2 separate regions of the Mus musculus genome follow, and region 2 is linked to region 1. A link is a loop called in an ENCODE intact Hi-C map of the cell type or tissue named here. Cell type or tissue: left cerebral cortex. All regions are shown on one strand. Each heading gives the region's core, and the rest is flanking DNA. Links, peaks and the distances in the headings are about the cores only.

Region 1 (5,385 bases), core at 170-5,169:
TACATATATGCATGTATATAAATGGATAGAGAGTATATGTATGAATTTACTTCCCAAAATCTGATAAGAAGATGGGGAATATCATCTTTGTCATCATCACATTTCAAAATGATAATCAATAATAATCCAGCTGGCAAAGGAAGTCATTAAAAAACAAAATAGCACAGTGACTGAATAGAGGGCTCAGGCATTAAGAGCAGTCATGATCACAGCATCCAGGCAAATAGCTCCACCCCAGCTCTGAAGGGGGAGGAGACAGGATATGCTGATTCCAACCTAGCCAGGAAGACACCTACCTTGGGTTCAGGAGAGACCCTGCCTCAAATAAATTGGGTGATTCTGATAGAGGAGGCCACCTGATACCTTTTCTAAACAACACACACACATACACACACACACACACACACACACACACACACACACACACACGACAGACATACAAATAAATAAATATAATAAGCAAATATTAAGAAATAGCTCCTGGTAATATACTGCATACATTAAAAAGGAGTCGCATATGGAAGTTGTGTTCTTTATGGCAATTAAAATATAAAAGTAAGAGACTTTAATCACTTCCGTTGCCCTCAGTACAAAGGCCCTATTAGATAAGAAATAGAACTGGGGGCTTGGGGGAACCGGGGAGATTTTGGGTTCTTTTATAGGTACCATAGCACTTTTCAAAGGAGGTTAGGGCTGGTTTTTTTTTTTTTTTAATTTAAATAAAATTATATGTTGTCAAGCATCAAATGCCCGAGCAACTTAACTTTAATTAAAGAAGTAATGGGCAGTTTGAGAACATTCTGTTTTCCATTTTCAGAGCAATTTTCTCCAACAATACTTTCTCCTGTAGCAGAAGAAAAACTTTCCTAGGTCTGGGCCAAGAACTCTGAGGATGGTGAACGTGTAATTTGAAGTCCACCCTACACTCACAGACCGCAGAATGGCAGTGCTATAGAAAATCTAGATTCATGTGACCTAGCCCGGACTATTTTAGCAAGGAGTAAATGGGAGCCTATTGTTGCTGAGCGAATTGTCCCCAAAGTACACAGCTTGTTAGAGCAAAAGTGTTCCCTTCCTTTTAGCTAGGTTTCAAAAAATTTGTTAAGCAGACTGAAAATGCTTTATACGTCTATAAATATCCCAAGTCTGTGGCTGATTCCTTGCACTGCGGTTCTCCTAACAGCCTTATTTGAGCATAACTTAGCTGTTCAGCAGACTTTGCATGACAACACGGTCCGGTCTTAATAGTAGCCGAGAGAATGCATTATCGAGACTTTATTTAGACTGTACAGTCAAAGTCATCCAACTGTTAGTCATCCTGACATGTGCTTCGGAATGCCACACACCCATGAATTCTGCAAAAAATGTCACCAACTCTGTATGACCTAGCCTACCACACATCCAAGTTTCTGATATTAAAAAAAAAAAAAGCTGCTAATCTTTAAAGTTTCCTCCCTAATTATAAAATATATAAAAGAAGAAAAATTTCATAAACTCTGCACATTTAGCAAAAAGAAGACCTACTCTGAAGTAAATGACTATACCACACCTAAAATGAAGACCACCCTTTTGGGGGATCAAAGGAAAATGCATTGAAGAAGCCCCACGGAAACTCACCTATTTTACCCTGTGACTACTGACTGGCTTATGGAATCTGAAAACAGATTCCAAGATGCATCTCTCTCACATTGATCCGCACAGTAAAACTGGCTGCGAGTGTCTCAAGCGACTGAAGGCACTGCTCTGAGACAAGCTGCGGATTTTTTCTTAAATCGAGCTATATGCGATGCATTTTTTTCCTAAGTCACGAAACCTCGTGAGGAGAAGCAATCTTGACTTTCTGCCCTGCTTTCCGGAACTAACGGGGGGGGGGGGGGGGGGGGGGGATCTGGGCATAGGAATCAGTGGATGCAGAGTCCATTGGGACGGCTTTCTGGCCTGACTTCCCTTTATCATCTGATTGCTGGTGGCTTCTAACCTTCCCAGATGGGACTCATCCAGGTGTGACGCCAGCTCCATCCAGAAAGACTGGCCCAGCTCTACCAGCTAAGAGAACAAAATCTGCTGGATTTCAGAAGCCACGGTACTGGGGCCTCTCTGCACTGTAATCATCTCCTGGGCTTGAGTGACAGGAAGAAAAAAAGTGCAACAAGTGGCTTCCTATTGTGCCCCCCTCCCAACCAAGGCTGTTTCTTTCAGGCTTTGGAAGACATTCAGTCCATTTGAGGGGAGTGTGTGTGTGTGTGGGGGGGGGGGGGGGGCAATGTCAAAAGCCTCCCTCCAGAGACAGCTGTGGTAAGTAGGAAGACAGGGAAGGCAGGGACTGAGCTAGGCAAAAGGCCCTCAGAATTACACAATGGTGATTTCCCGGGGAGGAAGCCAGGCTGAGTAACACAGCAGGAATTTGTTAACAACCCCCTTCCCCCACTGCACCCCAGAAAAACAATCAGGCTCCAGATGCTGATAAGAATTCTTTTTATGTTATTCGAATAAAAAATACATTCATACAGAAATATAACAATCTCGCAAAAAACAATTTCAAATAAAATCTTGTAAAACAAAATTTTACAAAAATCTTACAAAGATTCTTTAGATAACAGGGTGCTTCAAAAAAAAAGAAATAAAGAAATTTCACTAATAGAAATTTTTTTTTTTAATTTCAAGCAAAAGTTCCTGCTTGATTGAGGCTCAGTTGTCACCTGACCAGAATGGACTGCTTAGTATTAAAGTTACAGCATCGACACGGACGGCACCCAGCCCCAGCCAGTCCAGCAACGTCGCTGTGTTTCATAAGTGAGACGCGCCAGCACAAGTTTCCTCTCTCTTCTGTTTACCTTCTTACTTAATGGAATTGCTATGGATAAGCACACAGCAGGGCCAAAAAAGGAGTTTTCCAAAATCCAGCAAATCAAGTGCTAGGATTTTGAATTGCCAAACAAAAGTGCATTTTCCCCTTGAGCAAAATGAAATCAGTTCTGTAGAGAAATGTATTCATCAGGCCAGATACAATAAAACAAAACAAAACAAAAAGCAGTTAAGGGAGCTTTAATCATTGCTCGTTTCCAGGAAGATCAAACGAAATACCAGCCCAGCCAGACTCATTCTCATATATGTAAAGATCCACACCCAAAAAGCCAAGCAGCTGGATGAAATATCAGAAATATCAGCTGTCTACGCTGTGGTATGCCAAATTCCGGGAAAGTACTCCTTGAAAAAGCTGGAAGAATCTACATGCTGGAAAAAATAGTTTCATCTGCATAAAAAGTATTCTAAAAAACAATCCCTGTGGTCAGCTTACTCTTAGGTTAGATCTTCTAGTAAGGCTGAAAGGAAAATTAAAACCTTTGTGTGTCTGAGTCCAGCTGGTTGGCCAGTATTTTGTTCATGCCCCTTCTAAATGGCCGAAGGTCCCCTATTCCAGGCTTGCCAATCGTGACTAGCAGAATCAGCAGCCTGGAAAAGACTCAACGCCAACAATGTCTCCAGCAAACTATTAAATTAAAGATAAAGCCTCTATAAAAGTTAGGTTATAGTTTTCAATTTCTTTTAACCTCCTTTATGGCCATTTTGAAATACTTCTTCACAGGCTGTAGAATTTTCTAGCTAAACATTCTAGTTTCTTCTTAAAAAAATATTTATATATTATCTATATATAATATATATATACACACATACATACACATACTATACACACAAATATACATACACAAAAAATTTCATCCACTTTTTCAAAAAAAACAAAAACAAAACAAAAAGCAGTATACTTTCAGTATTACCAACAGATAGCTAGACAGGTACTCAAAACTTGTGCCTTTTGAGCAAGATATTGACATTGGTTTTTCTTGTTTGTTTAATACTTCTGTATCTTTAATATGTGTGACAATGTTACATAATAAATACAGCCGGTGTGTGTGTGTGTGTATGTGTGTGTGGGTGTGTGTGGGTATGTGAGATCTGTACAGTTGTGCAAGGTCTCTTAAAAGAGTCTCATGGTAGCAGAATTAGTTTTCAATTGCCATGTCTATTTTTTTCCCCATTTTAACACTGACAGTCAAGTTGTTGGAAATGAACACATGTTGACATGTCAAAGGACTTTTCACCCGTTCGTTCATCACTGTGGAGGATCTTAAAGAGGTGTTCTTTTTGTTGTCGTTGTTGTTCTTTGTTTGTTTTGTCCATATTATACATTGATACAGTACAATGCCAGGTGAAAAAAGAGCCTTAATTAAGCATGCGTCACCCATTCCCCTGTATTTGACCCCACAGAAGGGCCAGTTGCATAAGGCACCATTATGAAGGTCAACAGTGCATTAACAGCTAGAAAACCAGAAATAGTCCTCAAGGCATAAATAAGAGACGTAGCTGCGTGAGAAAAAACGGTTTCTAAGCTTAGTGGTTTGATCCACTCTGAGAAAAAAAGTTTGTGTTCTTAGCCTAATGTGATATTAGACGGGTAATTTCCAGGCCCCTAGCATTTAGACATTTGACAAGTGTCCAATTTCTCCAAAGGGTACCTTAAGATTCTCAAAAAAAAAGTAAATTCAAATTCCGAGTCGTCGAAAATACAACCCTACATTGCACAAGATCATTTTGCATGGGAGTGTTACAAAATAGAAGGATCTGGGGGGGGGAGGGGGGAGAACGTGTCTTGCCAGGCCTAAATGGCTTAAGGAATCATTATTCTACACAAATTAGATCTTATAGCTGCTTATTAATTGGAATCAAGATTGGAGACGCAATTTAAAAATGTTAAACGTTTATAGCTCCCCCAGACCATGCACGACTTGTTTTTTTGTATTATAAGGGAAAATGACCACTGCGATTTGTAAATACAGCTTATACAATGGGTTACAAATGAGCTCCATGTAGCCAGTAAAACAAGCTACTTGACACACTGCACATTCTATAGCTGCACCAGACACCAGAAAGTCCTTTCACACAGGAAAGGGGCACAGGGGCTCCCCCTGCCCTTAACACTCACCACAATGGGTCCTGAGTTCCCGCTCCCACCCTCCATGTTTTTCCATCTTTTTTTTTATTATTTTAACTTTTATTTATTTTTTTGTTGTTGTTTTTGTTTATTTTTTTCTAAGGTGCAGACACCCTTCAGGAAATGATTGGTGGTCAACTCATCCCTTGGTATACTCCTCACACACAAAACATTCAAACTGCTTTTTTTTTTTTCTGTCTCTTGCAGTTATTTGATACCACATAGGGGGAGAAAAAAAAAGTCTGCCTCACCATACAGTCAGTAATAGATCCTCAACACAACCATCCCACCCACTAACATTCTCAGTGCGCATGCTCACGGCCAAAAGCTTAGAGCCTCTCAGAAGGTTAGGAACCAGTGGTGAGTCCGGGGTCACCCAAACACCATGCACCATG
Region 2 (5,385 bases), core at 326-5,325, 190 kb before region 1:
ACTGAATGGGAAGACATGTCAGTGTGATGTTCTGTGCAGATAAAAATATGCAAACCATTGCAGAGAAATCCATAACAGCCATAATGCTATAGGATAGTCCTGTGAAAATGGCAGAGGAAAACCAGAAGAGAGAACAAAAATAGATCAATAGAAGAAGAGGAGCCAATATGAACATGCCCCATGGCCACATTTGAACACGATTCCCACTTTTACTCTAGTGAGAAAAAGACACAGCTATCATGTTTGTACATTAGAATTTGCATCTGTAAAATGTTTTCAAGTATGGGATAATATTAAAGTTAAAGATTTATAATCACACCAATAATACTTTTCAAGAATGAATGTTATCTATGAGTTAATATTGAAAAAATCAAATATTATTCTCTCAACAAGGGAAAAAACAAAAGAATAAAACTATTCTAATACAACATGTGTCATGATCAAATGTAATTGATTTTAATTTTTTACTTTGCCTTATTTTAATATATAAAGATTATATATATAAATGTATTATTGCTTCTTATCATAATGCTTACCAATATTTTACATTCAACAGTGTTGTATTTGAATAGGAATATTTGAAGACCCTGCCTGACTCCAAGACCTGAGAAGTTCTGTAATTGACACAAAGGTATTAAGAACATAATAACAAAAATAGACTACTGCAACACAGTACAAATTCCAGGACAGAATCCCCCAACAGTTGCATGGTACTTCAGAGTGGAAGGTAAACATCTTCAAGAGGGCACAATGAAGAAGGAATGGATACAATTATACAGAAAAATAATTCTCAGCTACTCCCTCACACTCTAGAGAAAAACATGAGCAACTTCAGTGTGAAACTACAGCACAGTCTTGACCATCCTAAGAAAGCTAAGAATGACAACTAACACCAGTGCAAAGAGAAACCAGAACAGAAACACAAGAAATCTGTTCACTGTGGTTAGTCATGAGGGACATACAAAACACAGGTACCATGAGATACAACCCTGATAAAATAAGAAGCTGACACAGAAGAGGATGAGGGGGAAAGCCCTCATCACCGTAAGGGTGCAAGCAGTTCCAGCAGCAGGAGACCAGCAACCTCTTATCAAGGTAAACATACATCCAGCAGAGTAGCTTCTCAGGGGAAAATGTCCACAAAAATGGAGTGTTTTTAATCACAATAGTGACAAACAGAGCACTGTGATTTTCAGGAACAATTCTTTTTTATATAAACTGTAATCATGCAATAGAATACTCGTCAGGACTAAAAAGGAATGAACTTTGGAGGGAGGGTGTCTCATTGGTTAGGAGCATTCACTGCCCTCACAGAGGCTTGGAGTCTGATTCCCAACACTCATGTCCATCAACTCACCTGTAACTCCAACCTCAGAGCATCTGATGACTTCTTCTAGCCTCTGGGGGCACTGCACACACACATGGTGTACACTCATGCAGACACATAAGAACATAAATCTGCTTTAAAAAGAAATGAGTGAGAAACTCATACAACAGTGTGAATTCATTCCTGAGCACAGTCACATGACCTCCTTTATATGAACTTTGTGAAGAAAGTTGTTGGCAGTAGATATTGAGGATTTACTGAAAAGGTAAGATTGGGGGCGGGGTTCTTTAAAACTGTCTTTCAATCAGAACAGTGGTTATATGTATTCACCAAATACATGGAATTAGGTAATAGCATTGTGGTGGTTTGAATATGCTTGGCCCAGGGAGTATCACTATTAGGAGGTGTGGCCTTGTTAGAGAAATGTGTCACTGTGGGGATGGGTTTAAGACCCTCCTCTTAGCTTCCTGAGTATAGTCTTCTCCTAGTGGCCTTCAGATAAAGATACAGAACTCTCAGCTTCTCCTCCACCATGTTGCCTGGATGATGCCATGCTCCTGCCTTGATGATAATGACCTGAACCTCTGTACCTGTAAGCCAGCCCCAATCAAATGTTGGTCTTATAAGAGTTGCCTTGGTCGTGGAGTTTCTTCTTAGCAATGGAAACCCTAAGATAAGAACACTTAAGGATTTACGGTGTTAAGGATTATTAAGCATTATTGTGTGTAAATCTTAATTCAATTGATATAAACCCAATCGAACTGTGGAGATGGCTCAGTGCATAATTCACTTGCTATAAAAGAAAAAGGAAGTGAATTTGGACTTGCAGAACTCATACAAGGTTGGACATGCTAGTACATATCTACTCTGCACTCTTACAGCGAGATGGGAATCAGAGCCTAGAGAATGTACAGCCCAATGTACAGAGTAGTGAACACAGCAGAAGTTAAAAACTGGCACCCAAGTGTTTTCTGATCTACACACACACACACACACACACACACATAAACACACACAGAGAAAAAGTAAAATTGTATCCATCAAGCCTTTCTATATCAAACAAACGTATTAAGCATTTTGTTTGTTAAAATACTATTTTTTTCTCCCTTGCTGGGCATTGAACTCAGGGCCTCACACATTCTCAGAAGATACTCCAGAATCAAGCTGCACCACCATGCATTCAAAAGATTTTGCAAGCACCCACTAATATGAATAACCTGACATCTGTTTGGAATTAGTGACTAGTGGCATTGGTTTTTTATGGTGTTCTACCTCCTCTCGCTCGGTTTGATTCAATTGGGACATATGTGTTTTTCTGACTTCTGTGATTGGAGAAATATAACTTATAGAAATTTATGTGGCTTCATACATCAGTATTCTCTTTTAAAATCAGAAAATGCACAAAGGCAAATGAGTAAACTCAGTTTCCTTGGGTATCCTTTCATCTGTTTGATATTCTGGAGCTAACCTCATCTGGCATTGGAACATCAATTCAATTTTACATTGGTGTTGTATTTAGAGAAATGGGATAGTGCTGTAAGGCAAAGTCAGGGTCATTATAACAAAATTAATTAATTACTTATTAATTAATTGTTAATTAAAATTAGCAGCCGAAGTAACAGCTTCCAGGGGATGTGCCTGCAGGCCTGTGGGGAGCATCATTTCTTAAATGTAAAGGTTTGTTTAATTTTGCATGATTGAGGTGAAAAAAGGCACCAGAGACCAAGGGAAGATTAATAAAAGAGAGAATAAGATAGAAAATGCAAAGTCAGGGCAGCTGCTTACCAACTCGGATGGAATGACAGTAATAATTTGAATGAGCTAGAGGCTAAAGATAAAAGCACAATAAATTCCCAGGAAACCAGATTACTGAGAGAGCTGTTCAAAATTTAAAAAAGCTACAGAAATCACATGTTTAGAGGAAGGGTATTTGTTTTTTAATTAAATTTACAAATATTTTTACTTCACGTTGTGCCCTTCAATAAAATCAAATGGGAAAACATTCCTGAAAGAGAAATATGTACATATGTGTACACACACATATAACACACATCTATCCATCACCTCCAACACATGTGGATGTTGTCCTTAGAACTTTCATTCTTCCAAGCATTTGCTTTTCTGTTCAGCTTAGTATTTTGTTACCATGACAATATGCTATGCAACAGAAACTTCCTCTTGCCTGCTTCCCCTACTCTTCTTTTTCCAAAGGTGTTGTACTGAGGGCTTGTTCCTGGCACATCACAGGTTAGCATTTGCAATGACAGGAGCCATGTTGTAATGATTATGTTGGTGGCAAGCTTTGCTGAGAGTCAAACAGGACAGACATCTCCTTTGTGGTGGAATTGACCCTGAAAGGAAAAGGACAAAGTGCTTCATAGAGCTAGCGGATCACTTTTCGTTACAAGTAAAGTTTTTGTTTTGTTTTGTTTTGTTTTTTAAGTACATGATCTGTGTGCAGAATAATTTTACTAGTTGATTAAAATGAGAGCATGACCAAATTTTTACATCTCAGTAATTTGGTCTTGAATCTGAGACATGATTTAACAGAGAAGTAGTAGGTGGGTTAACAAGTAGGAGTTTTAACAGTTCATCTTATTAGATAAATAAAAGAATTCCAGGCTCTATGCTATAGCTTTCTATAAGAACAAAGTAGCTAGCTAACTGCTGCTGTACTTCCTTCAGACACGGCCAGTGGTCGCAAAATCAAGATAGCAAATTTCAAGCATCTCATATGTCTTTTAGCATACACAAACATCCAAAAGGTCGAAGCATTGAGAGATACCAGGATTGATACCCACAGTATCCCATGAAAGCTCCAACGGAAAGTAAAACAAGAAAGCCTGGGAAAATTACTCAGCCACTAACATTCCTTCTCTGCACAAGAAACTAAGTTCCATTCCAAGAACCCACATAAGAAAGTCTGGGTGTGGCACCACAATGAGATTCCAGCACAGAACAGGCAGGGATTTGGAGATGCGACCAGCCTTCAATCAGTGAGTCCTAGGCCAGTGACAGACTATATCTCAGAATTCAAAATAGACGGTATCCTTAGGAAGGACACTGCAGATTAATTCTGGTCTTCATATGCACACATGTGTGGCTACTTCCATACATACATGCACACATATGTGCATACACATATACACAAAATGAAAACATCATTTTTCTATTGTTTTTTACTTTCAGTTTCTTTATTAAGCTAATAAAGTATATTTTAAAATATACAACTCAGTATTGACAATTTTTAAGTCATCAAAATAATTTATAATAGTTAAATGCCTCTTAAATATACATAATATCTTCAGAGGCTAAAAGTAATATGCACTTAACCAGTTTTTTTATTAGATATTTTCTTTATATATACTTCAAATGCTATCCCAAAAGTTCTCTTTACCCTCCTTCTGCCATGCTCCCCTACCCACCCACTCCCGCTTCTTGGCCCTGGCATTCCCCTGTATTGGGGCATATAAAGTTTGCAATACCAAGGGGCCTCTGTTCCCAGTGATGGCCGACTAGGCCATCTGCTACATATGCAGCTAGAGACACGAGCTCTGGGGGTACTGGTTAGTTCATATTGTTGTTCCACCTATAGGGTTGCAGACCCCTTCAGCTCCTAGGGTACTTTCTCTAGCTTCTCCACTGGGGTCCCAGTGTTCCATCTTATAGATGACTGTGAGCATCCACTTCTGTATTTGCCAGGCACTGGCATAGCCTCATACTAGACAGCTATAACAGGGTCCCTTCAGCAAAATCTTTCTGGCATTGTGCAATAGTGTCTGGGTTGGGTGGCTGATTATGGGATGGATCCCACCTCACACCAGTCAGAATGGCTAAGATAAAAAATTCAGGTGATATCAGATGCTGGAGAGGATGTGGAGAAAGAGGAACATTCCTCCACTGCTGGTAGGATTGCAAGCTTGTACAACCACTCTGGAAGTCAGTCTGGAGGTTCCTCAGAAAATTGGACATAATACTACCAGAAGATCCAGCAATACCTCTCCTGGGCATATACCCAGAAGAAGTTCCAACTGGTAATAAGAACACCTGCTCCACTA

The links. Hi-C counts contacts between places; a loop is a spot of excess contacts. Peaks named below come from ENCODE experiments on the same cell type or tissue, not always from the same donor. Only the 100,000 strongest peaks of a DNase experiment are listed, where the experiment ranks them.
Region 2: it touches region 1 in a loop (2.4-fold over the local background); 1 of 42 quality-filtered maps calls a loop at or near these places.

What each region holds. Positions count from the first base shown.
Region 1 is chr13:5,867,468-5,872,852 of GRCm38, reverse strand. It overlaps Klf6 (Kruppel-like factor 6), which reads right to left. Exons shown (of 4, transcript NM_011803.2): 4 at 2,460-5,385. Among named protein-coding and RNA genes, the nearest start is that of Klf6, 8.7 kb to the right of the region's middle. In left cerebral cortex, for the core only: no CTCF peak of the experiment used is centred there; DNase peaks (open chromatin) are centred at 3,261, 4,055, 4,304, 4,844 and 5 more places; H3K4me3 peaks cover 411 bases; H3K27ac peaks cover 3,871 bases.
Region 2 is chr13:6,052,702-6,058,086 of GRCm38, reverse strand. No RefSeq gene overlaps it. Among named protein-coding and RNA genes, the nearest start is that of Gm46401, 140 kb to the right of the region's middle. In left cerebral cortex, for the core only: no CTCF peak of the experiment used is centred there; no DNase peak of the experiment used is centred there.